6 separate regions of the Mus musculus genome follow, and regions 1, 2, 4, 5 and 6 are each linked to region 3. Evidence: chromatin loops called from intact Hi-C (ENCODE). Cell type or tissue: heart. All regions are shown on one strand. Region 1 has its middle 21 kb from the start of Fli1. Region 2 has its middle 3.1 kb from the start of Fli1. Region 3 overlaps Gm31755 (a long non-coding RNA gene). Region 4 overlaps Fli1 (Friend leukemia integration 1). Region 5 has its middle 4.5 kb from the start of Gm31871. Region 6 has its middle 7.3 kb from the start of Gm32171.

What was found. Peaks named below come from ENCODE experiments on the same cell type or tissue, not always from the same donor. Only the 100,000 strongest peaks of a DNase experiment are listed, where the experiment ranks them.
Region 1: a loop joins it to region 3, with 6 times the contacts of the local background. A loop is called at or near these places in 17 of 42 quality-filtered maps.
Region 2: a loop joins it to region 3, with 2.4 times the contacts of the local background. A loop is called at or near these places in 7 of 42 quality-filtered maps.
Region 4: it touches region 3 in a loop (2.0-fold over the local background); 7 of 42 quality-filtered maps call a loop at or near these places.
Region 5: it touches region 3 in a loop (7-fold over the local background); 25 of 42 quality-filtered maps call a loop at or near these places.
Region 6: it touches region 3 in a loop (10-fold over the local background); 22 of 42 quality-filtered maps call a loop at or near these places.

The regions. Positions count from the first base shown.
Region 1 is chr9:32,560,827-32,564,826 of GRCm38, forward strand. No RefSeq gene overlaps it. Among named protein-coding and RNA genes, the nearest start is that of Fli1, 21 kb to the left of the region's middle. In heart, a CTCF peak has its summit at 1,692; a DNase peak (open chromatin) is centred at 1,845; H3K4me3 peaks cover 270 bases; H3K27ac peaks cover 304 bases; H3K27me3 peaks cover 233 bases.
Region 2 is chr9:32,542,548-32,546,547 of GRCm38, forward strand. It overlaps a transcript of Fli1 not described here. Among named protein-coding and RNA genes, the nearest start is that of Fli1, 3.1 kb to the left of the region's middle. In heart, no CTCF peak of the experiment used is centred here; DNase peaks (open chromatin) are centred at 554, 874, 1,854, 2,344 and 2 weaker places; H3K4me3 peaks cover 3,273 bases; H3K27ac peaks cover 3,042 bases; H3K27me3 peaks cover 2,634 bases.
Region 3 is chr9:32,403,026-32,407,025 of GRCm38, forward strand. The region is part of intron 1 of Gm31755 (a long non-coding RNA gene); the gene reads right to left. Among named protein-coding and RNA genes, the nearest start is that of Gm31755, 6.7 kb to the right of the region's middle. In heart, a CTCF peak has its summit at 2,459 (motif pointing right); a DNase peak (open chromatin) is centred at 2,466; H3K27ac peaks cover 505 bases.
Region 4 is chr9:32,454,690-32,458,689 of GRCm38, forward strand. The region is part of intron 4 of Fli1 (Friend leukemia integration 1); the gene reads right to left. Among named protein-coding and RNA genes, the nearest start is that of Gm22060, 9.8 kb to the left of the region's middle. In heart, CTCF peaks have their summits at 1,581 and 2,225 (motif pointing right); no DNase peak of the experiment used is centred here.
Region 5 is chr9:32,587,970-32,591,969 of GRCm38, forward strand. No RefSeq gene overlaps it. Among named protein-coding and RNA genes, the nearest start is that of Gm31871, 4.5 kb to the right of the region's middle. In heart, CTCF peaks have their summits at 2,127 (motif pointing right) and 3,974 (motif pointing right); DNase peaks (open chromatin) are centred at 2,142 and 3,892; H3K27ac peaks cover 212 bases.
Region 6 is chr9:33,245,183-33,249,182 of GRCm38, forward strand. No RefSeq gene overlaps it. Among named protein-coding and RNA genes, the nearest start is that of Gm32171, 7.3 kb to the right of the region's middle. In heart, a CTCF peak has its summit at 1,964 (motif pointing left); no DNase peak of the experiment used is centred here.

The DNA.
Region 1 (4,000 bases), 160 kb after region 3:
GGGAAGTAGAGGGAAAATTGAATGGCAGTCATCTCCTGTCCTTGCACAGGGCAGAGGGGGAGATGACCGAGTCCTGACCAGTACCCATCTGTCACCACTACTACCCTCTGTCTAAAGACCCTTCAGTTAAGACTTGGGAATGCTGTGAGCCTTGCAGCAAGCTCTTTTGGCACTTCAGGTCTTTTGCTTTGAGCTTGGGAATGGGAAGGACAAAGTGATGCACAAACAGAGGATGCTGTGTAAGGCCTAGGGGAGGGACCCAATGGCTCAGTACATAGAAATGGGAGCAGAAGGGATAGGAGTCAGTGTCTTTGCCCTAAGGGCACTGCTGGCTAATGGGCTGTCCTATCTGGTCATTCACATCTACCTCTCAATTATGAAGTCATCTTTCCATCTCTCCATCCTCAGTTGTAACAGTCTTCTAAATGGAAATATGATATTCTGCCAAAAGTGAGAAGAAATAGTTGTAGATGGTCAAGTCCCAGTTCCATGTGCAGTAAGTCATGTCTTAAAACTTGATTTGAAAGAAAAAAAATTCCCCAGTGGCTAAAAATACCCCGTTGACACAGACCTGTCTGCACCCCTGATCTTTCATTTTATGTACAACAATTTGTGTTTTTCCGTTTTCGTTGGCTAGAGTTCTGTGTTTTGAAGGTAAGGTGTGGGGAGTCCTTCCGAGGGTCAGTGGGAGACAGGGAATCGGATATAGTTTTTCTCTTTGGAGGGAACTTTCATCCAGATTTAGAAAAAAAAATTGTTTAGGCTCTGCTTGCTACTGTAGCCTCTTGTCCTCTGCCAAATGGCAACACAACAAAGACGGCCTCCTTTTCAAGTTTCTGGTTAATAAAACAACACAAGGCAAGACAAATAAACAGAAACAGAAGGCTCGGGTTCGCATAACTTAGAGCGCACATGTGTAGAGCTAGGCCCGGCCTCTTGCTTAGATGGCCGTTGGTCATCTTCCCTAAGTCTGGACCTGGAGAATCCAAGATCTGCACGCCCTTCCCACAGAGGCGAGGAGAGCCTGGGAGAGCTGCACTGACCTGTACGCTCTTTGTGGTTTGCTGTTGCTCTTCGCTCTGTGAACTGTGCTTGTGAAAAGCTTAGCTGGTGTCTTGAGTCTCTCTAGGCCGCAGCTACAGACATACAGACGTGACGATTGAGGGAGAGTGCCCTTGAATAGATGGGTGCTGGCCTGCCATTGGGAAGAATATATATGGGAGAGATGTAGCACGTGACTTATTTTCATGACAAGATCAACCTTGTTGGACCTTGGTCCTTTCTGTGTAGTGATATTGCATCCTCGGAATCACCTGTGAGTCAGGTGAGAGCTTGGAGATTCCTGACAAGGCGAGGGATGTGGAGCAGGAGGAGGAGGAGGAGGAGGAGGAGGAGGAGGAGGAGGAGGAGGAGGAGGAGGAGCAACATGGTGCGGGGTCCCCGAAGGTTCATGGAGTTCTTGGAGTTGCTGCGTCCCACACTGTTCTGTGGAGCCTAGGAGGGGAGGTGACTATGATCAGGAGACAGAACGGGTTGCTTCTATCTCTTATATTCCTCGATGGGAAAAGAGCTTATCTTTGGGCTCCCTCCTTCGTTTACCAGGAGGCATGGGGAAAGTGGACTACAGGCAAACTCCCTGTTTCCAGCAGGGATTTCTCAGCTCTTCAGCTCTGCTCTCAGGAGACATCTTCAGGCCATTATGAGGTAGTAGCCAAGGATCAGCTGCTGCTAAACCCTGGAAACAGAGTAAATCCAACCCTGGAGGAAGGGCTAGCGATTTACGATGTTTCAGAAGAGAAGTTGTCATAAAAACAGGGCCAGCCAACTTCCTCGAAATGTGTTAGACGACAAGCCGAGCGTGTAGAGGTGCTTTCTGTTACATGGAGCCAATGAGATGACAGAAGACTTGCTGAGGCGTGGCTGGGGTTGGCTTGGACAGTGCCGGTTTTACCAGGATTCATCTGTGTGGCATTTCATCTTACCGTTCTCGTGCCTTTTGCTTCCCTTTGCCCTGAAGTGTGGCTTCTGCTATTTTCGATCAATTTCTCCAGGACTGCTCATTGGGGGGGGGGGGGTATATAATATGGTTCCTGCAATTCTCCCAGAATCCTCAGTGGACCTCAATTCCTTAGTAAGTGTTCTGTCAGACCACCCACAACTCAGCAAGTCAAAGGCTTGCTAACATCCTCAGCTGGAACAATATGCCTCATGTCTGAAACACTTACAGGGTTGGAAGGCTGTCCGTCCACTGACAGAGTTCCCCTTCCATCCTTCTCTACAGCCTGGTGTGCACCTCCTTCCTGTGTTATCCTCTTTCCAGGCATAAGTACGATCTGGCAACCTACACAGAGCAAGTGCACTCTTCCTACAAACACTTGGCTCAGGAGTGATTGTAATAATTGCTGGATCGCAGTTTTTACAAACAAGACAAGCTGTCAGCATCTTTCTAACTTCACTGTGTGTGTGTGTGAAATTGTACCGTTGTACATACGTTTGTGTGTCTGTGCCCATGGAGGCCAGTGGTTAGTCAGTGCAAGGTGTCTTTCTCAATTGCTCTCTGACTTTTTTTAAAGATAGGGTTTCTCACTGAACCTGGGGTTCACCAGTTCAGCTAGACTGACTGGCCAGTGAACTCTGGGGATCTGTCTGTCCCATCAGGCAGCACCAGGATCACAGTGGCATTCCATTATGCCTGGCTTTTTAATGAGTGCTGGCTGGGGCTATGAACTCAGTCCCTCATGCTTGCACAGCAGATACTTCAGTGCCTGAGCCATCTCTCCAGCTCCCTATCCTTGCTTTATAGTTTAAAATCTCTCTCTCTCTCTCTCTCTCTGTCTCTTTCTCTCTCTCTGTCTCTCTCTGTGTGTCTCTCTCTCTGTCTCTCTCTCTCTTTCTCTCTCTCCCTCCCCCTCTCTTTCCCCCTCTTTCTCCTGTCTCTTTTCTCTCTCCCCCCCATGTGTGTGCTTCTATGCATGAGTGTGTGTGTGTGCTTTTATGCATGAGTGTGTGTGTGTGTGTGTGCGTGTGCTTTTATGCATGAGTGTGTGTGTGTGTGTGTGTGTGTGTGTGTGTGTGTACAATTGATATCAGATTCTGGGGGTGGTACAGCTTCTGTGTGAGAAGCAAGCTCTCTAACCTGTCTAGACCAAGATCTTCTGCCCCGCTATGTCTTTATCATCACACCAGGAGGCAATGCGCTGTTAGCATCTGATAATGCAGTCCAAGATTGCTGCTCTCCTCTCATGCCCTCTCATGCAAAGGATATCCCATAACAGCTAAGAACTGAGCATTCCCAAACATCACTGGTGCTGAGGCTGAGAAACCATAGTTTAGATGTGCCAAAGACTATCATTGAACTTTGTTTTGTAGCCCACTACTACTTGATCAGGGATAGTGTAGACTGTCTTGACCTAGGGAGCTTTGGAATGTCCTGGAGTATTCATAAGATGAGGCCCAAATTGGGACTCAGCCAAATCCTGAAGGCTGGCCAGGTGTTTTTCTATTGGCGAAGGAACAGGCTTACAAGATGGAGAACTCTCTCCCGAACGAGCTGAGGTGGGTTGATACACACACCTTAACTAGATTGGGTGCTCTCCAGCCCAGTGTGGTGAGCTGCAGGTAAAAGGTGGCTGAAAAGACTCCTCCCTCTCCCCCTTACCTTCTCAGCTGGACCCCTATTGCTGAGGCCCCAGCAGCTCTCTGGTCTTGCCCGGGACACCTTCATTCCTGTGGCTATTCTCTTGACTAACAGGGCAAGGCCTGTTTTCATACTTTGTCCTTCTGCGTCTTCTCACCTTCCCCCTCACACACACACACACACTGTGCCCTCCAGTGTTTATGCTTCCTCTTCTGATGCCCAGGAGCTCGGGCTGAAGCTTCTATCACACAATGTCTTAAAGCTTCTTTCCTATTAGACCTTTCGGGGGTAGAAGTCACATTCTTCAATGCCACATGACGCCTCTGAGTGTCGAGAGACAAGACATACAACAAAGAAGGACAA
Region 2 (4,000 bases), 140 kb after region 3:
CGGCGTGGCCCGCTTTACCGGCTCGGTTCTTTCTGCTATCCCCCGCGCCTCCCCTGCTGGACCCAGGAGCTCTCTTGTTAAGGCTTCTCTGGGGTATCGGCGCTGGCGGCCTGACTCCCATCTCCCAGACTTTGAAAACAGGTTACCTTTTTCCACGCTCTTCAGACCACGCTGTGGACTTTCTCACTATTATTTAAGAGTCCTCCCGGGAAAAGAGGGGAAAAATTCCAGAGCAGATCCGAATAAATTGGAAAGGAAAAAAAAATCAAGAGGGTGTCCACGGCGGCAAGAAGGTGACTTATTAATTCTTTATTTCTTCAGGAGCAATTGCGCTCGCTCGCTCGCCTCCCTCCCTCCCCCCTTCCCCCTCTCCAAATTAGTCTCATCAATTCAGCTCCAATTTGGGGTTCGAATACAGACACGGGTCTGAACGTGACCAGACCTGGAGTGGCGGTGCAGCCTGCCAGCAATTGAGACTCGGTTTACTGTGGGGGGTGGGGTGGGGGCCGGGCCCACTCCCCCTCCTCCTGTCTGCTTCTCAATCCAGGGGTCTGCTCCGGGGCTCCCCTGGGACCGCCACATCTGGTTACCGCTAGCGGGGTCAGTCCCCCCCCTTTGCCTGGGGCCACCAGTTCTGGAGTTCAATTAAAAGAAATCAGGCTTAACCCTTTCCTGCCTGCGGCCGGGCTGCCCGCCCTCTTGCTCTTCCCTTCAGCGTTTCCACATGCTTTCCAGAGAGGAAAGAGGTTAAAGGGAAAGAAGAATGAATTACATCCTTTCAAACCCCAAATTGTTTCCTTTTCAGCCCAGACATTCAAACGACAACGTAGCTTTCAGGAGGGTGCACCCAGGCTATACTGAGCCTCTTTCTGTCCGAAAGGAGTGTTTACGTCTCCCCGCAGAGGGTCTCCTTCCAGGCACTGGACAGTTACAAAGGCCACAAAATAGCCAATCCACATTTAATCACCACGCCCCCCGCCCCGCCCCGCCCTGCCCCAAGGGCCAAGTGGCAGACAATCACCAGGTTTTCCTTTCGGCTTCTGCTGATCTGGCAAACGACAGTCACGTCCATTGCTGAATAACACTCACTGGAATAATTCACTTGGAATATCCCCGAACTTCATTGAGCCCAATTCCTTCTCAACAAGAATTCTTGTTCAACAAGAATCCGGATAAAAATGAAGACTTGAACCCCCACCTCAGCTAGGGAGTATTTTTTTGTTTGTCTCTGCCTGCAAACCGGACACTGAAGCAATTTCACAATTTTGGGGCGTAGGGGCGCTGGCATAGGCTCCCCCGGGCATGACAGGCTTAGGCATCATTGCAATCTATTGACATTTTACCACCGACCCCTCCATCGGAACCTCCTCTCATTCACAGGGTTCTCCACACAGAAGAAGGCACTGTCCCCCAGTTTTGAACAGATCTGGGATAGAATGTCGGGTTCCTCCCATCCCTTGCTGTTGCTCTGGTGGGCGAGTTTGCCCGCTTATGTAACTCTGGGGATGGTGCTCCACTGGATCCTCCTGACTCTCTTTTAAATCCCGAAGGGGGGAAAAGCCCTAACCAAACACAACAGTAAACAAGTCTGCCCTGTTTAATGTGGTTACCACCAGACATCTGGAAAGATGGTTTGATCCTGGCAGCTCACATTGTTTTCATGAGCAGCCAAAGAGAATATTTTGAATGTTTGCATTGAGACAAATTGATAGAGAGCCTGCGGTGAGGCCTGCTGCAAATGAAAACTGTCTTGTGCTGGAGAGGGCAGGTCCCTCCCCTTCTCTCGCTTCTCACTCCCCTTCCCTTTCCTACCCCCCCCCCCTTTTGGCTCTCACTGGCTCTTCCCTTCCCTGTGTACCCGTCCAGCTCAGGAATGGCAGCCCCTGCCCACACAGTGGTGCACACCCTCTTTCCTGGCGCTCTAAGGACTGTGGGCTTCACTCTTTCCCAGACTGGGCAGGGCTGGGGGCTGGAGGTTGGGAGATGGTACCAGTACCTTTGCTGCTGTTCCACCAGCCCATTCTTGATTTTCAAATCAGGGGAAGCTCATAGCTCAAGAAGCCAGGCTAAATATATTTTTTTTAAAGGTACAATCTGGAAAAGAAAATTCCAACAACAAAGCATCCTGACACACGTTTCTAAGTTGTATACACTTAGGTGACTAGTTAAGAAACATTTGAATTTAGCGTTTTCATTAAAGCACTGAGGAGACGACTTGCTTTATATACACTTGACAATTTCAAAGATGCGGAAGTTCTGCTTCCCCAGGGAGGGAAACGGCCGACAAAACGTGTCTTGGCTCGCTCAATGTCAGCCCTTTTGACCGGGTCAAGACTTTCCAGACGCAAGCTTCCCGGGCTCCTTTGGTCCTAGACTGGGACGGGAGTGGGAGGACAGGACAATCGGAGCCCAATCCCTGGGGTGCCTTCGGACCAGATGACATCTGGGTCATTTGAAGTTCCTAAAGATGCCAGGTCTGGCAAAGAGTCTGTGGCAGAGCTTTCCCCCTTGCGTTCTCTTCTCCCACCGATTCAGAGGGTATCTAACTGGCAAAGCAGGAGGGGAAGAGGTGGAGGAGGGGGTGGGGGAAGGGGAAGGGGTTGGCAGGCGAACGCCAAAACTCCAGACTGCACAACTGCAGCTTCAAGTGTCTGGCCTCTCGCTCGAGGCCATAATTAATTTGAGATTTATTTTTATTGGAGAACTCGAGTCTCGTCTGACCTTAGCCAAACAAGGCAGCTTGAGCCGCCCCTGGATGCGCTTGAATGCTGGGGAATATTTCTGCAGGAAGGCTCTGCAGGAGCGCCTGCTTTGAATTTGTTTCTCAGACTTCATCCACTCACAGATTGAAGGAAGATTTAGAGCCTCTGTACGCCCTGCCCGCTCCCCACGCTAGTTCTTGCCTTAGCACCGACCCTGTTCAAAACTCTACGTGGGAGGCCGCAGCGCCTGCAGAGCCGCGCAGGGGGCCAGGCCAGGAGGGTCTCAGAGACCCGAGCCCCAGACAATTGGAAGGCGAACCCCCAGACCACTAGGCGTCGTCGAGAAAACCCCAAGGGAGTCGGAGACTGACCAGAGAGCACAGGATGACAGGAGGTGGAGACCAGCCCGGTGTCGCGACCCTCATCCAGTGGCGGCGCCATAATGGGGACTATGGAGGTCGCGGGTGGGTTCAGCTTCTGGAATCTCAGCCAACCCGACCTCCCAGTAGCCCCATACAATATTCTCTCCAAATACGGACCAGTATCCTTGAAGCGCAGCTTCAGGACCTACATGCCAGAAACTTATGGGCAGTATCACTGTGCAGGTTCAGGACCTAGCAGCCTCCCTTTGAGTGAGTCAAGGGAGAAGGAGGATGTCACCCCCAAAAGCAGCATGGGCAAAATCCTCAGGCTGATAGAGTGGAGGACAGAAAGAAGAGAACCCTATCAGGTTTGTGCAGGTGTATGTGTGTGTATCAGATTTCAAGGAAACGCCCCATTTGATGGAATAGGAATGTAAGTACTGTGCTATTATTGGACCGCATTATTGCACTGGGTCTCTGGTCTTCTCCATCCACCTCCTAACTCAGATTCCGCGTGTGTGAAAGTTTAGGCTGGACCACTGGATTCCTCTGGACTCTTAACCTCTCTGAATTAGTGTCCCTCTCTGCGCAATGGCCACAGACTGGGATGCATCTAAAAGGGCTATGATGGACATGAATGTTAGAACTTCTTTGGCAGTCAGTATACTCTCCTTAGTGTCTGTGTCTTGAACTTGCTCTCTTACAAACACGCACAATGATCAGAACAGGGCCTGGCAAAGGGAGGCAGCTGTCAATAGCTAGGCATCTAGGACTGCATATCAGCATCTTTAACTGTCACCGAGGTTCCTCTGTCTTTTTCTCTAATTCCTTCAATCCCCACCCTGAAAAGGGCTCTCCTGCAGGACCAGGTCTGAGCCCTCAGTCTGTAGTAAGCTGCATCCAGAGACTGGGTGGAGAGGTCTCCTTGTTCCTTAG
Region 3 (4,000 bases):
GATAAAATAGTAATTGTATATATTTATGGGGAACAATGTGATTTTTGATCCTTGTAAGTACAGTAGAATGATCAAATTAATCTATACATTGGATGGTCATCATCTCCAATGTTTATCATTGCTTTCTTTTTCTCTCACCTCCCGCCTCTGGGAGGCCAGAGTCTCTCTGTATCCCTGACTATCCTGGAGCTCACTATAAACCAGGCTGGCCTTGAACTCACAAGGATCTGCCAGCCTCTATCTCTGAGTGGTAGGCTTAAGGCATTTCCATCACAACCAGCTTAATATTTATGATTTATTTTTAGTGAGGACAGCTACAATTCTCTGTTTGAAGTAACTTGCAACACGCAGTCTGCCATTCTTGGCTCGGTCATCATGCTGGAAAGTAGGTCACTACGTGGTCTCCTTTTGGAAAATATAAGCAGTTCATATGCATTTATACCCCTACTTCTTTTACACTGGGCAGAATTCTGGGAACCTTGTCCTGTAGCTTTTGCCACTTAACAGTTTCTCCCAAGGATGATCACTTTTTAGATAGATCACTATATAGGGATACTTGCTGAGGGTGCCAACATCTGTGGAACCCCCCTCTTATGTTTCTTCATATCACTTTGGAGTAGCTGCTAAGACCCAGCCCTGCTGTTCTGAACATAAGAGACTCTAACTGTGGCTGTCTGGTGTCTGAAAGCCTTGTTCCTTTTGCAAAGCTTACTCTGCCCACCCACCCTAAGATGAAGCTGGAATCTTAGAACGAGAGTTCCCAGGGTGAGATAGAATATCTGGGGCTAGCAGCTTTTCAAGGTTCAAATCTGGGCTAGTTGAAAAGTCAGGACAGATGTTTCTACTCCAGTACAGGGGAAGGCTTGGCTTGGGAGAAGGGGGTGGGGTTCATTTCCATGGTTCTCTTGATAATTACCCTTTAATTAGGGTCCATAAACGTTTGGGGTTTCTAACGTTTGGGGGTTTCTACTACTGTAAAATTTTATGTTCAAGTATATCACAATTAAAATAAAAGAAACTGGTAACATGAATAAATGCTAAAAAATGAAATATAAAAAAATGTCAAGTGAGGTGGAGGAAGAGAGGGCGTGAGCAGTTAATCTGGACTCATTGAGAGGGGTAAAACTTGAAATAAGGAAAGGTGAGGGGGTACAGAGCTGGACCACCAGGTAGATACATCATGCCTCAGACTAACATAACTGAGGAGGGGTTCTGGGAAATGATGGACAGGCTTGAGTGGCCAGAGCATCGCATGTGGATGGATATGATGTCAAAACAGGTTTTGGGTCAGTCAACTGCCTGCTCAACGAAGCTGAGTACCCGAGGGACAGTGACCTGACTGTGCAGTTCTATATATTCTACACAAGAGAGTTTAACATCAACATTAGGGACAGATAGAGGAGACCAGAGGCAGAATCAGACTTCCTAGAGAGACAGGGTTAGTTTTGCAATTCTAGTCTTTCAGGAGTTAAACTAAGGCTCCGAGGCTATTACAACACACCTGGATGCCAGCACTCCAAAGAAGGCAAGTAGGGGTTGGAGTTCGGGGCTTCCACATTCTAGAATTTCTTTCTTACAGGCGCTTTCTTACATGTCTGACCTTCTTGGGGTCACCCTGCAAATTCCATCCATTGAATCACTGATTCTGAAGGAAAACTCGTGCCTGGAGGGGGGGCAGCAAAAAGGGCAGGGCAGGACAGAGCAGAGCATACAAATCTGGGCATGGAGACTATGATACCCTTGAACTGTGTTCTTGGGTACTAGAGGCAAGAGACATCTGTTCACATATTCAAGGAGCTGAGAATCTCTCCCAGTCTTTATAGCCACTATGTTGATAGTGCGACCTTCCTTTATGGAGAAAAAGGAGGTAATTTACTACTTACTATGTGGCTGGGGACCACCACCTACATTGTATTTAGATGACTCAAAAGTTGCACTCAAAGAAACACTTTTATTCCCATAGTGAGCTCAGATCACCACATCACCAGCTGAGGCTAAGGCCCAAGAGGTAGGGGATATAGTATGAAGCTCAGGAGTTTTGAAGAAAGCGTGTTACACCTTAAAGCATATATACCCCACATCAAGCTCTTGACCCCTTCACCTGAGACTTCTTCTCTACCTCAAGTTTCATCTCCTTTGCTTTGATCAAATGATCACTTCCTCCCATGGCTGGTTCACTGCTGCTCTTGGCACCCAGAAACCCAGAAGCTCAGCGATGAATGAGAGCTGAACACACTCTCATCTCATGCTGCTAACATACAGTTAGAGAAACCAAGGGCCCCGCAGCGAGGAGAGGAAAGCATTTTTTTGCTGACTGGTTCCAAGCTCCAGACAACCACCAGGTCCCCAGAGGAATAAGGACAGGAAATGTATTGGAGGGGAAGCATAAAGGGAAGGAAGGCGCCCACCAGGAGGTACCACAAGCCAGTTGACTTGGCACTGTCTACGAAGTGTGCTTAAATGGCCAGCAGGTGGTGCTATGTACTTCCAGATCCCAAATGTAAGCTTAACCTGAAGCCATTATAGCCATTCCCAGGAAGCCTTTATGATTGCAGTATTTAATAGGGAGACACACATATATGACTCCTATCATCGATAGGCTAATAAAATGAAAGACTTTAGAAAGCTAAACTGGGCTGCAAATGTAGAATGCTGCGATCTACTGCAGGGTACATGACGGTCTATGAGATCCTATATGCTTTATGTGACACCTTACGAGGCTGAAATACAGTTACTACCATCTGTCTTACAAGGGAGGAAATTGGAGTTCACAGGGATTAAGATATCAACTAATTCACCATCCGTATGTGTCAGTCAGGGCTGGACAGGTATGTATCGATGTGTGAAGCATTTATATGGGGTTTATCATTAGCAGACACTGAATACTCTCTTATTTAACCCTGCAACAGCAGTCGGAGGCAGAAAAATCTCCCTGGCACAGGCACAGGCCAACCTATGTCAATCGCGGGCTTTCCTTCCTCAGCACTAGGCAATCCCCACTGTCTATGAGCTCGCTTTCCGATCTTGGCACCCAGAGGCTTCCATATGAATTTGGTGAGTCACTGGACCTCTTGAGACTGGAGATTTCTCATCAGCAAGATGATGATAATAAAAAGAGCCACACACTGCTGTGGGAAATAACACCAGAAAAACATCTGTGGAAACAGTGTTGATTATACAGTAAGAGTCTATGGTGTGGGGTTATTATTGCCAGACACATAACAGCTTAGTTCACATAAAGATAGGTGTTTCTTCCAGAATTACCTGTAGTGATAAAGACCCAACTGTACTGTAGCCTGGATGCAAGGAATGCAGGCGGTGTACACTAACCTGGACTGCTACCCATCTGTAATGCACATTTAGACAATAAGCAAAGTTCTAGGGAGCCAGGAGAGAATTGCAATGAGAGTTCACAGACCAGGACAGCTGGCAGAAAGCGTGCTTCTCAGAGGTGGAATCACCTCAAAGACCATGGCCCTAAGGGGAAAGAGCCTCCTGGGAAGACGCTAAGAGGAAGCCTGGGACATGGGCAGGAGGTCAGTCAGCCGTGGACAAACCGGGGAGACACAGGCAAGGATCAAGAGAGCACAGTGGTCCAGAAACAGAGATGTGTGCAAAGTCTGGAATGTGAGACTATAGCATAGTGCAAGCCAAGTTTATCACACGGAGAACACAAAGCTGTGGTCCCAGTTACTCAAAAGGCTGAAAAAGGGACATCCCTTGATCCCAGGAGTTCAAGGTGAACCCAGACTTTAAGAAGTGAGACCTTCATTAAGAATATAAGTAAATAGGAAAAGGAATGCTTTCTATATCTTCAAAATGTCAAGTGAAAGAAATGCAAATTGGAAAAATATAAACATTTTCACTTACATTTTATATTGAGATTTGGACTATTTTGGGATTAACTGTCATACATATGTATATGTATATACACATGTATATATGTGTGTGTGTATTTGTATGAAGACTCCAAAGTAGCCACAAACTCACTCATTTGTTT
Region 4 (4,000 bases), 52 kb after region 3:
CTGTCCTCAGTTCAGAAGCAGGAGCATCCTTTAGGTTAAATCAATACAGGCAAGATGGGCAAGAACGGATGCACGTTTATTCCAGCACTCCAGAGACTAAGGCAAGAGCACCACCGAAAGTTCCAATAGGCTGAGGTTCACAGTGAGGCTGTCCCAGAAATTATAAACAAACAAACAAATAGTAAGGGGGGTAGTAAAGGCAGAAGGGATGAAGGGAGGGAGGGGGAGGGGGGAAAGGAGGGAGGGGGAGGGAAGGAAGAAGGGAAAGAAAAGGTGCTGGAAGGTGAGGGCAGGTGTCTTGGGGGCTAGTTGTACCTTGTGATTTTCATAACTCCCTGCATGTTATACCTAATTTAAAGTGTTGTTCACTCTGTTATGTGTGTGTGTGTGTGTGTGTGTGAGACAGGATACATTCATGTGCACATATATGTGTCTGTTGATTTGAGACACATTTTGCTCTAAAATGTTGGTAGTGACCCGGTCCTTCAAGATTAAGAGCTCGAGGACAAGATTACTTTGTTTTCTCTTTTTCTTTCCTCTGCTCTCTTTTTTCTTCTTCTTCTTTCCTCCCCCTCTTCCTTTCCCCCCTCTCCTCTTCTTTTTTCTTTGTTAAGTCAGATTCTCATGTATACCAGGTTGGCTTAGCAGCCATTACACAGCCCCAGGACCATCGTAAATGTCTGATACTCCTGTTCCCACCACCCAAGTGCTGCAGATGACAGGCAGGCACCACCACACCAGTTTCTAGGGTGCACACGATCAAAACCAGAGTGTCCTGCATGCTAGCCAAGTGCTCTACCAACTGAGTGACATCCCTAGCCCAGCAAGGTCGTTTTCCGTTTTGGGATCTGAAAGGAGTTAGTAAAGTGAACATAGGATGGGACTTGCAGATGGGAAGTCCTTAGCTTCCTTTAGCTCTGCGGACTCTCTAACTTGCTTTTCAAACTGGACACCTGGAGCAGTGTGGACAGGGGACCTGGTGCCAGAGCCTTTGTCTCTGGCTCCATTCATGTTACCATAGAACCCAGCAGCATCTACCCCAACCCAACCCCAGCCAGCCAGTCAATTCCTAGCTCACTTTCTTTGTGCTACAGCCAGCCCCAGCCCTAAATGCACACTGGGGAGGGAATTAAGGCTCTACACGCTAAACAACAGGCCAGCTGACTACTGAGTTTCAGGCAACTGGGCACTTTATCTTATTGGAAGCCTGCCTTCTTTTCTTGGCCTGATCCAGATGGAAAGTTTAACACTTCCTTGGCTTAATGACTGGGCCATCACCTTTGCATGGCCATCTGAGGTTGCAGATGGGGATAGCACAGAGTGTAAAATGTGTTTTCCATTACGTTTAAATTAAAAATGGGAATCAAGCTGGAGTCCTTTTCTGTGGTGTCCCTGATACTTGATGTATTTCATCCTCTGGGGTTGCCACTGTCTGAAAGTGTGCCTTCTTAGAAGGTTTCCCAGCTCAGGCCCAGATGGACATTCCACTCACTTCCTTTGAAAACGAACAGGAGCAACAACAAAACCCCTTTTCTTCTGCTTTGGGCCACTCATCCCAGGAGCTTTTGGGCTCCCAGACATCCCCAAACTCCCCCCAGTGGCTCTGTGACTGAACTGTTAGTTGGAGACAGATAGCGTTGCCTCATTGGCCTTGGCCTGAGAAGGGACTGATCTCACTTGCCCATTCTCAGCTGCCAACAGTGTCTCTGTCCAGTGGGCATATCTGGGAGATCCTGGCAGAGCTGCCAATCACACCCAGAGTCTGGGGGAATCGAGGAGGTCAGGGTGCGTGAGAGGAGGGATTTGGTTTGATTGGCTTCACTCCTGGAGGCTGCAGAGGAGTTTTGCAAAGCCTGCATCTATTGGTGCAACACAAATGGAAAGCCATATGGGGACATTGGTTTTGCCCTCAAGTTGGAGGCTGGAGAAGAGATTGGCCCTGGAGATGAGAAGGGAGACAAATGAGGTGTGGTCTGCCTGTGTCAGCATCTTAATTCAGGCATATTCAAGCATCCTGCATGAGAGTCATCAAGTCCTCTGCAGCAGTGACCTTAGCTCAGACTGAAAGCTTCAGTGGTCCGAGGACTAAAGGTAAGGACAGGTGCTTTGTACATGCCAGATACCGTTGGATGGGCTCCTGAAACTAGCCAGCCTCAGTTGCTTCGGTCAAGAAATGGGAATCAAAGTTTTGTTCATGGTGTCCACAAGGGGGTGTTCTGTCCACAGGAAGTGAATGACACCTGGGCTGGTGTCTGCTTGTGTCTCAGATATTTCAGCTGAACTCCAATAACTGCAGGTACCCTAGTCAGTTCTAGTCCCTTCATCTCTTTCCTAATGCTACACAGGTACCCCATCTGGAACAGCCAAAAGAAAGGCCCAGATGTGAAGAGCCAGACCCTCTAGGCAGGGCTCATCCATGAGGACATTGTTATTTCTTCCTTATCATTGGCCATTCCTCTTTAACTTATGATTAATCTTTGAGAACTTAAAGTAGACCTTTCTTCCCAGACAACAAGAATAGCCAACTGTCTCTTGTGAAAGTAAATTTGATGCAAGAATGCAGCGCCCTACAAGGAATCTAAAACAAAAAAACAAAAAACAAAAAACAAAAACAAAACAAAACAAAACAAAAAACAAAACTCAGAAATAAGAGATTAGAAAAGTGCAATCAAATTTTACATTGTGTGTGTGTGTGTGTGTGTGTGTACTTGTATGCTTTAGTGTATATGTGGATGTCAGAGGCCATCTAATGGGAGTTGGTTCTGTCTTTCCATCATATGGGTCCCAAGGATTGAACTATGATTGCCAGTCTTAGCAGGAAGTATCTTCTCCCACTGACCCATCTTGCTGAGCCAATTTTGACTTCCATCAATCCATGCTTTGGCTAGTCCCCAGTTTTTCTGTATTGATCTCCCTTTACTCTACGCTGTGCCCTACATCTATGTTGTGAGTCTCAGCTCTTTTCCCTCTATGTCTTGCCAAAAGGGGAATCATTTAGCCCCAGCTGCTCCCCAACAAAAGCCCAACACAATGATGCTAAGAATCTACACTTGTTCCTCTGGCCCCAACCTTGCAGCCAAACCCTGGTCTCTCTCTTTATCATGAAATAGCTCATGTAATTCAGTCTGGAAAAACAAAAACAGAGAAGGCTTGAAGGCATGTCTGTTAGCAGGCAAAAGTTTTCAGCCATCACAGAGCAGACAATGTCTGACAAATGGCCTCCTCTAGGGTTGATACAGCCAAGTAGTACCCAATAACCAGGGTCTTAGAGGTTAGAATCCTAAAAAAGAAACCATAATTTGAAAAAAAAAGTCAGAAAAAATTTCATGAAGATCATTTTAAATCCAGGTGCCTCAGAAGGTTATTACAATCTGTATTACATTTCAAGAAAATTTAAATTTAATGCAACCATTATCATATTTGTTTTGGCCCACAGACTCAACTTTGTGTCATAAGCACATCTTATGTGTAAGGGTAGGTCTGATACTGAGGTCCTATTCCCCAATTGGTTCTTGATCTGTCAGTAAAGAAAGCCATGGGCCAATCGCTAGACAGAAGGTACAGGTAGGACTTCCGGGTCGCTGGATTAAAAGGGAGAGGAAAGGAAGGAGAGGGGGAGTTTTTGCCAAGCCTTGGAGGGAGAAGAATGGAGCAGCCATATGAGGTCTTGGGAGAAGCTGGGGCCTGTGGCCACAACTACAGGTGGTTGGTCAGGGATGTTTGGCAGGGGCTAGATGGAACTAGCCACTGAAGTTCAGGGCAGGTGGGAGGTACAGAGCTAAGAGTATAGAGAAGTGTGCATTTTCCAGGCAGGAGATAGTAATCCCCAGCAATTATGTCAAGAAGGCAAGTTGAAATTGAACAACTGTGTGTCTGTGTCTTTTGTTTTTTAAGACTTACTTCTTTCTTTCTTTCTTTCTTTCTTTCTTTCTTTCTTTCTTTCTTTCTTTCTTCCTTTCCTTTCCTTTCCTTTCCTTTCCTTTCCTTTCCTTTCCTTTCC
Region 5 (4,000 bases), 180 kb after region 3:
TTCATCTTTCTCAATAGAGCAGTACACTGTTCTACACGCCTCACCCAACTTGTGCGCACGCGCACATCATGGATTTTTGCACATGACCAATGACTTGAACCCTGAAGCCCAGCTCTGCAATGCTAATTGCTGCCTTTGGTCCCACACTTTAGGAAGCAGAGTAATGATAAACGGAGTTTTCAACTCTATTGACTTTTTTTTCACAACTGATTTTCTAAAGCTGTTGTGTTATTACTGAAATGCTTGGTTTCCTAGCTCGGCTGGCACCCGACTCTTCTCCTCAGCTCCCTTTCCCGCTTCTTCTCAGTTAGACCTTCTTCCATGCCCTTTTCTGTGTTGATTAAACTTCCCCCACTTGCTTCCAGCTTCCTTCTGCCCCGTCAGTCCAAGGACTTACGACGTTACTCATTCCCATTTTCGGAAAAGTGAGACTCTCAGGGTTATCTTTCAATTGTCTCCATCTTTTCTTGCTTCGTTCCCATTTAGCTTCTGACAGTAGAGCCCCAAGTCTTTCCAGCAAGTTTCTTTGAGGCTGGGCCCCCCAGGATCACAGAGACCCCCACTTTTTCCCAGAAAAAAAGGCTCTCAGAAGCTTTGTCTTTGCTCTACCAGATGAACATTTTGGAGATCTGGGGGCTGGGGGTCTAGGGAAGGTCACGTTTCCTTGCCTGGAGCCCTTGAACACCCTGGGAGATTTTGAGGCCAGGAGGCCACTTGATTTCTTCCTGGGCTGGTGACAGTCAGGTAGTGTTTAAGGGGCAAGCAGCCAGCTCGGGGAGTTGTGAGCTTTGTCTAATTTCCCAGCTGTAAATCGACTCAGCTGCTGAGGTTTGGAGGAATCCATTACTATATCCATATTGGTCCTTAACGTGCAAAGGGCTGTTTACTTTCCTCTGTGTTCACACTGTCTGTTCAGGTAACAAGAGGCTGAGCCCAGCCCCACAGAGTCAAGAGCAGTCCCCTGACTCCCTACACAGTTAAGGATTTACCCGTGTGTAATGGCTGAACCTTATTTGAGCTGGGGCATAGCTTGATGATTCCATTTGGGGACATTGTTATGGACATTTGAAAGTAACAAAGATGCTAGAAAGAAGTCCAAGACTCTCCTCTGACACTTGTCACTTCTTATGGCTCAGTTGTCCATCACAAGGTGCACCCAATATGACTGATGAACATTAGCTGCCCTTAAACATTTTAAATGATTTCAAGGAGAACCGAGGAACACTATTGTTAACATCCAATTAATTCACTTGTTTTTGTTTGTTTGTTTTGTTTTTTTGTTTTTTTTGTAATTTTTTTTGTTTTTTTGGGTTGTTTTTTGTTTTTGTTTTTGTTTTTTTGGTTTTTTTGCTTTGTTGTAAGTCATCTCTGAACTGGATTCTAATAGAACCCAAAATCCCATGGGATGAGGATAGAGATTTTTTTTCCCACCAGCTTTAGATGAAAAGAACTTACCTGCCTCCCTAGACTGCCCTTGTGGTCATTACTGCACCCAACAGTCTTGAGCAAAGAAGTGACAAATGGTGTCTTAACAGAGAAGCCAAGGGTCTCTGGGAGGGGCGTAGCCAACCTCTTCCTTAGTGAGGGTTCTGAAAGCCCACCTCACTCATGTTCCTTATTCTCGGAAGAGGAGAGCTCTGCTTTAAACATCATCAGGAGGAGGAGCCTTAGAAGCGCAGAGGAAACCTTCCCATACCACTGTTCCCACCTCAGCGGGAGCCCTGTCGTGTGTGTGTCCCCCCCCCCCCCAGCATGCGTCCTCCTTAGACCTCGGCACACTCTCTGCTTCAGTGCTCCAGAGAAGCTCACACAGCGCCTCTTCTGCCAACGTTCTAGTGCTTATATATGGGGGCCCCCTCTTCGCTGCAATGCCACGCTCTAGCATGCATGATACCCTCTCTTCTGTAGTCATCTCTAAACGTCTAGGGGGAAGGGTTCGTGTCTGCCCATCTCTGTCCTTAGCAGCTCCTAGGCAAAAGGCTGGGCGACCAGGAAGGTTTCTCTTAACTCACGATAGTCCAGAACTCAGAAGGCAGAAGAGACTAGGAGGGGCTGCCTATATGCTGGCCTCTGTTTTTTATCAGCATCTCAGGAGGAACGGGTAGTTGGCTACATTGTACCACGTGCATATGGCCAGCAGGGGTCGCTACAAAGCAGAGTTCGTGTCTTTGTCAAGGGATGGAGCCAGTCAGTAGGAGGAGAGAGGCCTTTAGCTGAAAGAATGTTCTTGCTTGAACTTCTGTTCTAAGAGGTCTCTTTCTGAAGAAAAAATGCCCTTTAAATGTGGCTTCCCCTATCCACAAAGACGACAGACTTTTCAGCTCTGTCCTCCTACCCCAAACTTACCTAGCCTTTTCATAAAAATGCACCATGCCCAGAGGGGCTCACTTTTTAAAGAAACACGAATAGCATATCTAGGTAGGAAGTGCTTTCGGAACTGATTGCCCCCTCCAACTTCTGAGGGTAAATACCAATAAGGAATTTTGAATAATAAAAAAATACTAAGAATTTGTAGTTAGGGTATATTGATATATATATTTTTAAAGTCAGATTTGGACAGCATGCAGACTGTCCAAATATCATTTACTGGTTTTTTACATTGTCAATATGACATTTCATTCCTGTATTCTTCCCTCACGATGAGAAAATATCATACACCTGTCAGACAGCATTATCAAAACAAGAATAAACATTGTTGAGGGTATGGGCAATTGGAACCTTTGCACTGTTGATGGGGATGCAGAAAGATGCCGCTGCCATGGCAACCTAAAACTAACGGAGACCCAGGGAAGAATCTGCTCCAGGGCCTTTTCCCAGAGGAGCTGACGTCAGCATCTTGTAGAGAACTAGCACTGCATTTTCATGGTTCTTACAGCATCGTTGACAGTGGCTAAGGGGTGAAAAATAGCCTAACTATTTTTGACAGCTAAATAGAGCAATCAAATGTGGTAGATACTTACAACAAAATATTGTTTACCTTTATCAATGAAAGAAGCCCTATTGCACGAGACAGCACAGATGGACCCAAGGACCTGCCTCTTCTGGAAATGACCTATCAAGAACCAGAGTCTAACTCAAGTTCCTATTAATTATTTTATGCCAGGCCAGCCACACTGTTTCTTCTTTGCTCTCCCAGCAGAAGGGCAGTCTGCCAGTGAGCAGGAGTCCTATGCGCAGGGTTGTTGGGTCTCCAGGCCATACCACCCGGACTCAAGCCTGCCTGTGCCAACTATGAGATGGGGTAACTATCAACTCACCATGGGCCTGGTTTCTTGTTGTTATAAAGTAGATAATAATACACCATAGATCACAGGGTCTGTGAGAATGAAATAGTTCGGTGCATGTTGAGAGCAAATAAATGGCAAGGAGAGAGAGAGAGGGAGAGAGAGAGAGAAAGAGAGAGAGAGAGAGAGAGAGAGAGAGAGAGAGAGAGAGAGAGAATAGACAGCCCCCCACCCCCCCAGACATGGCTCTGTACACTCTTCAGCCTGGCCTGGGATACTTTATCTGTAGTAACTGGGTGTGTTGTTATAGTTCTCTAAACACTACTGTGTAACAGCTATCTACACAGCGGTTACGTTGTTTAAAGCATTTGGAACCGGGTATGGACTTTACTCTTTGAGAGGCCTGGGTGGTGGTCCTAGAACCAATTTCCAAAAGAGAGCAAAGGATGCTCCTATCTTAATGCTCATAATATTTTATATCATGTAAAGAGAGAAACTGAGTCAAAGAGGCTAAGTAACAACCCTGTGCGGGACTTGAATCCAAGGCCTGTTTAATGCCTAAGCCCAACCCCTTCTCAACTGTGTGGCGGGAGCACCCACATCTGCACGGTGTGTCTGGACTGGATGACTAATGCAGCTGCTCGGTTTTGTTACACAGGGAGCAGCGGATCCTGCCTACGTGGGAACTTACCCTGGCTGGCCAGGCATGCTCTAGACACCGTATCCTCTTTTCCTGTACCTCTCCTTCTTGGCCTTAAGAGGGCGCCATTGAGCCA
Region 6 (4,000 bases), 840 kb after region 3:
TTGCAATTACACACTGGAGAAGTTAGGTATCAGAAACAGGTGATCAAAATCATCTTTCATCAGTAGGAAGCAGTTGGTATGTCTCCAGGTGAATTCAGCATCATCTACGATGTCTTCAGGGTGGCAATGAATAGTCTCTGTGTTTATGTATGAATCTATGTGCACATAGACCATAATGAAAAATGTTTTCCTTTTAAAAAGAGGCTAAGTGGTATTCTTCAAATATGTCCATTTACATAGAACTACAAAATAGATTAGAGTTGCTGTAGATTAGATATGGTTCCAGGGACACAGACTGGAAATATCATTAATGGACTCCAGACTACATCTTATTCTGGAAGAAAACAAGTACTATTGATGACAACATTGAGCCATGGGACAATTGTGATATGGGTGTCAGATTACAGAATATAGGCATGTTGATGTTACTGTGAACACAGGCAATAGCACTGCAGCTAATGACAGAACATTGTGATCAAGAAAATGTATACCACCATATTTAGAAGTGAAGTGCCATGGTGTATATAATTTATACTCAAGTCTTTTCATTTAAAAAATGTGATAGTATGTTGATGGATTTAGAACCAATTATAAAGTGTATTGGGTCAAATGTCAACAAGAGTCTATGGAAAAGGTTTATGGGTAATTTTGCACTGTGACTTTTCTTCATTTTCTGTTAAATTTAAAATAATCTACAGCTACAAAGTCTAACTTTTTTTAAAATGCACACTGTATTAGGTAGCATTCTACAAACCCAATAGAGTGTCTACCTCTTCTGCTGCATATCTCTGCTATATTAACACCATATCATCAACTGCCACTTCCTTTTGCCCTGGGCAGGTTGACTTCCAAAGCATGAGAAATACAAGTAAGAGACCGCTAACAAAGACTTGGAAGCATGGTAACTTCGTAGGACAAGCAGGAAGTGTGGCTCAGTGGTAGAGTGTATGCTTAGCATGTGTGGGGTCCTAGGTTCAATCCATAGCATCAGAATAAAAAAAAAAAAAGACTCAAAAGACAGCATGCTACTCCTTTCTCCAGCCATCTCGGTTGATGGAGGCTATTCTTAAGGACTGTTAGGCTTGAGCCTGCCACCACAGAGCTCCAGACCTTATATCTCTTTGTGCTCTGAATCACAGCACACCACCCTCATGAAACCACTCCAAACTTCCCTCCTGTTGTGTAAGTCAGCTTGTTCATCACAGCCCATTTCCTTTCCTACCAGCCCATTGAAGCCATTTTATCTTCTTTACCATGTCTGCTACTCTACTAGTTTGTTTTCTATTGCTGTGATAAGACACCACCATCAGGGATAACTATAAAGAAAGAGTTTAACTGGTTTACAGTTCCAGAAGGTCAGAGTCCATGATGGCAGAGAGAAGGCTGAGCAACACCTGGGTGCCTCACATCTTTATCCACAAGCAGGAGACAGACAGGGCACTGGGGATGGCTAGGACCATTTGAAACTTCAAAACCTACCTCATACAACACACCTCTTCCAACGAGGCCACCCCTTCTAGTACTTCCCTCAAAGTTACACCATCTGTCAGCCATATGTTTAAATTTATGAGCCTATGGAGGCCACTCTCATTCAAACTGCCACAGATTGCTGACATTTCTACCAGAGACAGATGAGGAGATAACACTGATTGTTTAGCATATATCCCCAACCTCCAAATGTCGTCATTAATAGGATTCCCATCTCCCAGGTGATGAACTCAGGATTTTGATACAATTTGATGCCAAGGCTCTTTAATCATCTATTTGAGCCTAGGCTAATGGCTTTCACAATGGCTGGTTTCAACCTTCAGGGAAGGTGAGCAGAAGAAGCAAGCACTATGTCCCGAAGGAGATACCACCATAGGACAAGTGCAGCTCAGGTGCTTCAAAGATCTGCTCCCTGGACTTTAATTAGCAATCATTGGGATGTCAAAAGTAGCATGGGAAGAATTCTGCTGCCATCTGGTGGCCACATTGGACTATGACCCTCACTCAAAGGACCAAGTTGCTTCTTAGTAAAATCAAAAAACATGAAAATGTCATTCAGAGGTTGAGCATTCATTTCATTTTCATATCATATTTGAAGGCAGAGGCTTTTCAATCCCAAGCCAAATTACAATTACTTCCGGAAATTGGCTTGCAGCTCAGTGCCAAGGCTCTCTTCTTCCAAGGCCTACTGGAGCAACCTTTTTCCTTTCATTTTGTTGTTTGGATTCACATTACTGAAAAGTTTATAATATTTTAAAACATTATTTTAAGTACTTACCCTTCATAATATTCTGATGGAGTAATTAGGTATTGGTATTTTATAAATGGACAAGACTGTGGCATGAAGTCTTTGGCTGTCAGCCCCCCAAAGGCATGCCTAGGGATCCAGCCAGGTCAGCCAGGATAGCAGCTTGAGGATCCTCAGTTATCATTTCCCCTCCTCATTTAAATCCAACCTTCAGGCTTGTAGTCCCAGCTCTGTAGCAGGTGCTGCTCTCTCTTCCATCTCTGTCCCCATTCTCAGGTGACTAAACAGATTCTGCTAGTATATCTTGCTTTGCTTTCTCTTGTAGACCCCCCTTCAGCCAATCTCCATCCATAAATGTCACTTCTCAATATCAAGAAACATATTCTACTGGAGCTGCACTCCCCCATGACTACAACTGTGAGAAATAAAACCATTTCAGTAAGGTAGAGTCACCTAAGGCTTATGTGACTCCCCTAGCTCTTGGCCAGACTCCTGACTTGGAACATGTGCCATACTTCTCACATAAAAGAGATGTGACCTGTGGTCATGTAGTCCCAAAACAGAGTTCTCCATGCTAATGAGGTACCTAGAGACCCAGAGGGCTTAGCCAATAAGTTTCCCTTTCCAGCCATTCCTCCCTGCAAAATGTATTTAATCTCAGGCCCAACCTGAGAAGAGAGAGAGGAGGGTATGCTTTTACGAATCCATTTTCCACCATGACAATAAATTGTTTAGAGCAATGGGCTGTCTCTTTTCATCAAGATATGCCATGGAGAGCCATGAAGAAGGTCTTCAGAGATGCAGTCTAATCTCCTCTAGAAACCCTTTCTGAGCTCTCTGAAACAACTACCACCAAGCCTGCATCCACCAAGATAAGGACAATTACCTTTGAGACAAGCTGGAATTCCCTTTGTCCCCCAGCCCCGAGCTAGACAATGTTCCCAGCCTACCTGCCCCCACTCTATTCTCTGCTCTGGACTCTTGGCACTGCCTGGATGGCCAAGAGTCTGTGAAACACATAGCCCTGGCCTCTTCACAGGCCCAGGGACCCCTAAACCAGCTCCAGTTTTCCGATGTCTCAGACTATGCTTTCCCAACCCTGGAGTGGTGCCCTGGAGCTTCCCTACAGCCCAGCACCCACCCCAGCAGCAGCATGGGATAAGCACAGACAAACTCCCCATTTTCTGTGTCCCCAAGTGGCTATGCCCAGTGACAGAGTGGTCTCTGGCCAAGAACCCTACACACATCTGGTAGGATCTTAGACCAGGTAATCCACAGTCACCACACCTTCCTAAGAACCAGAGAAGGCAATAGAAACCAAGGACTAGAACATCCCCCAACAAACACAAAATCAGATATTAACACCTAGAATTATAAGCATCCCAAAGCCAGATGCCTAGACACCAGTGCAAAAGCACAATTAGTAACAGTCAGCACAGTGTGTCTCCAATAAAGCCCAGCAACCTTGTTACAGCAGGCACTGAGCAATGTAATTAGCTGAAACGCAGACAAGGACCTTGAATTCGTCTTTATGACTATCTTAGAAGTCCTTAAAGAGGAAATGAGTAAATGCATTAAAGAAACACGTGAAAGCACAGACAGGGAAAAGGGGGAAACTTTCAGACTTGCAAGAGGAAAGAGAGTCAATCAAGAAAACCCAAACTGAGGGCAACCTGGAGATGAAAACTCTTGCGCGCGCCCAACTAGCCAGGAAGAACGACGCTGCAACAGGATCCTTCTGCCCACGTTTATTCAGTCCTGTTT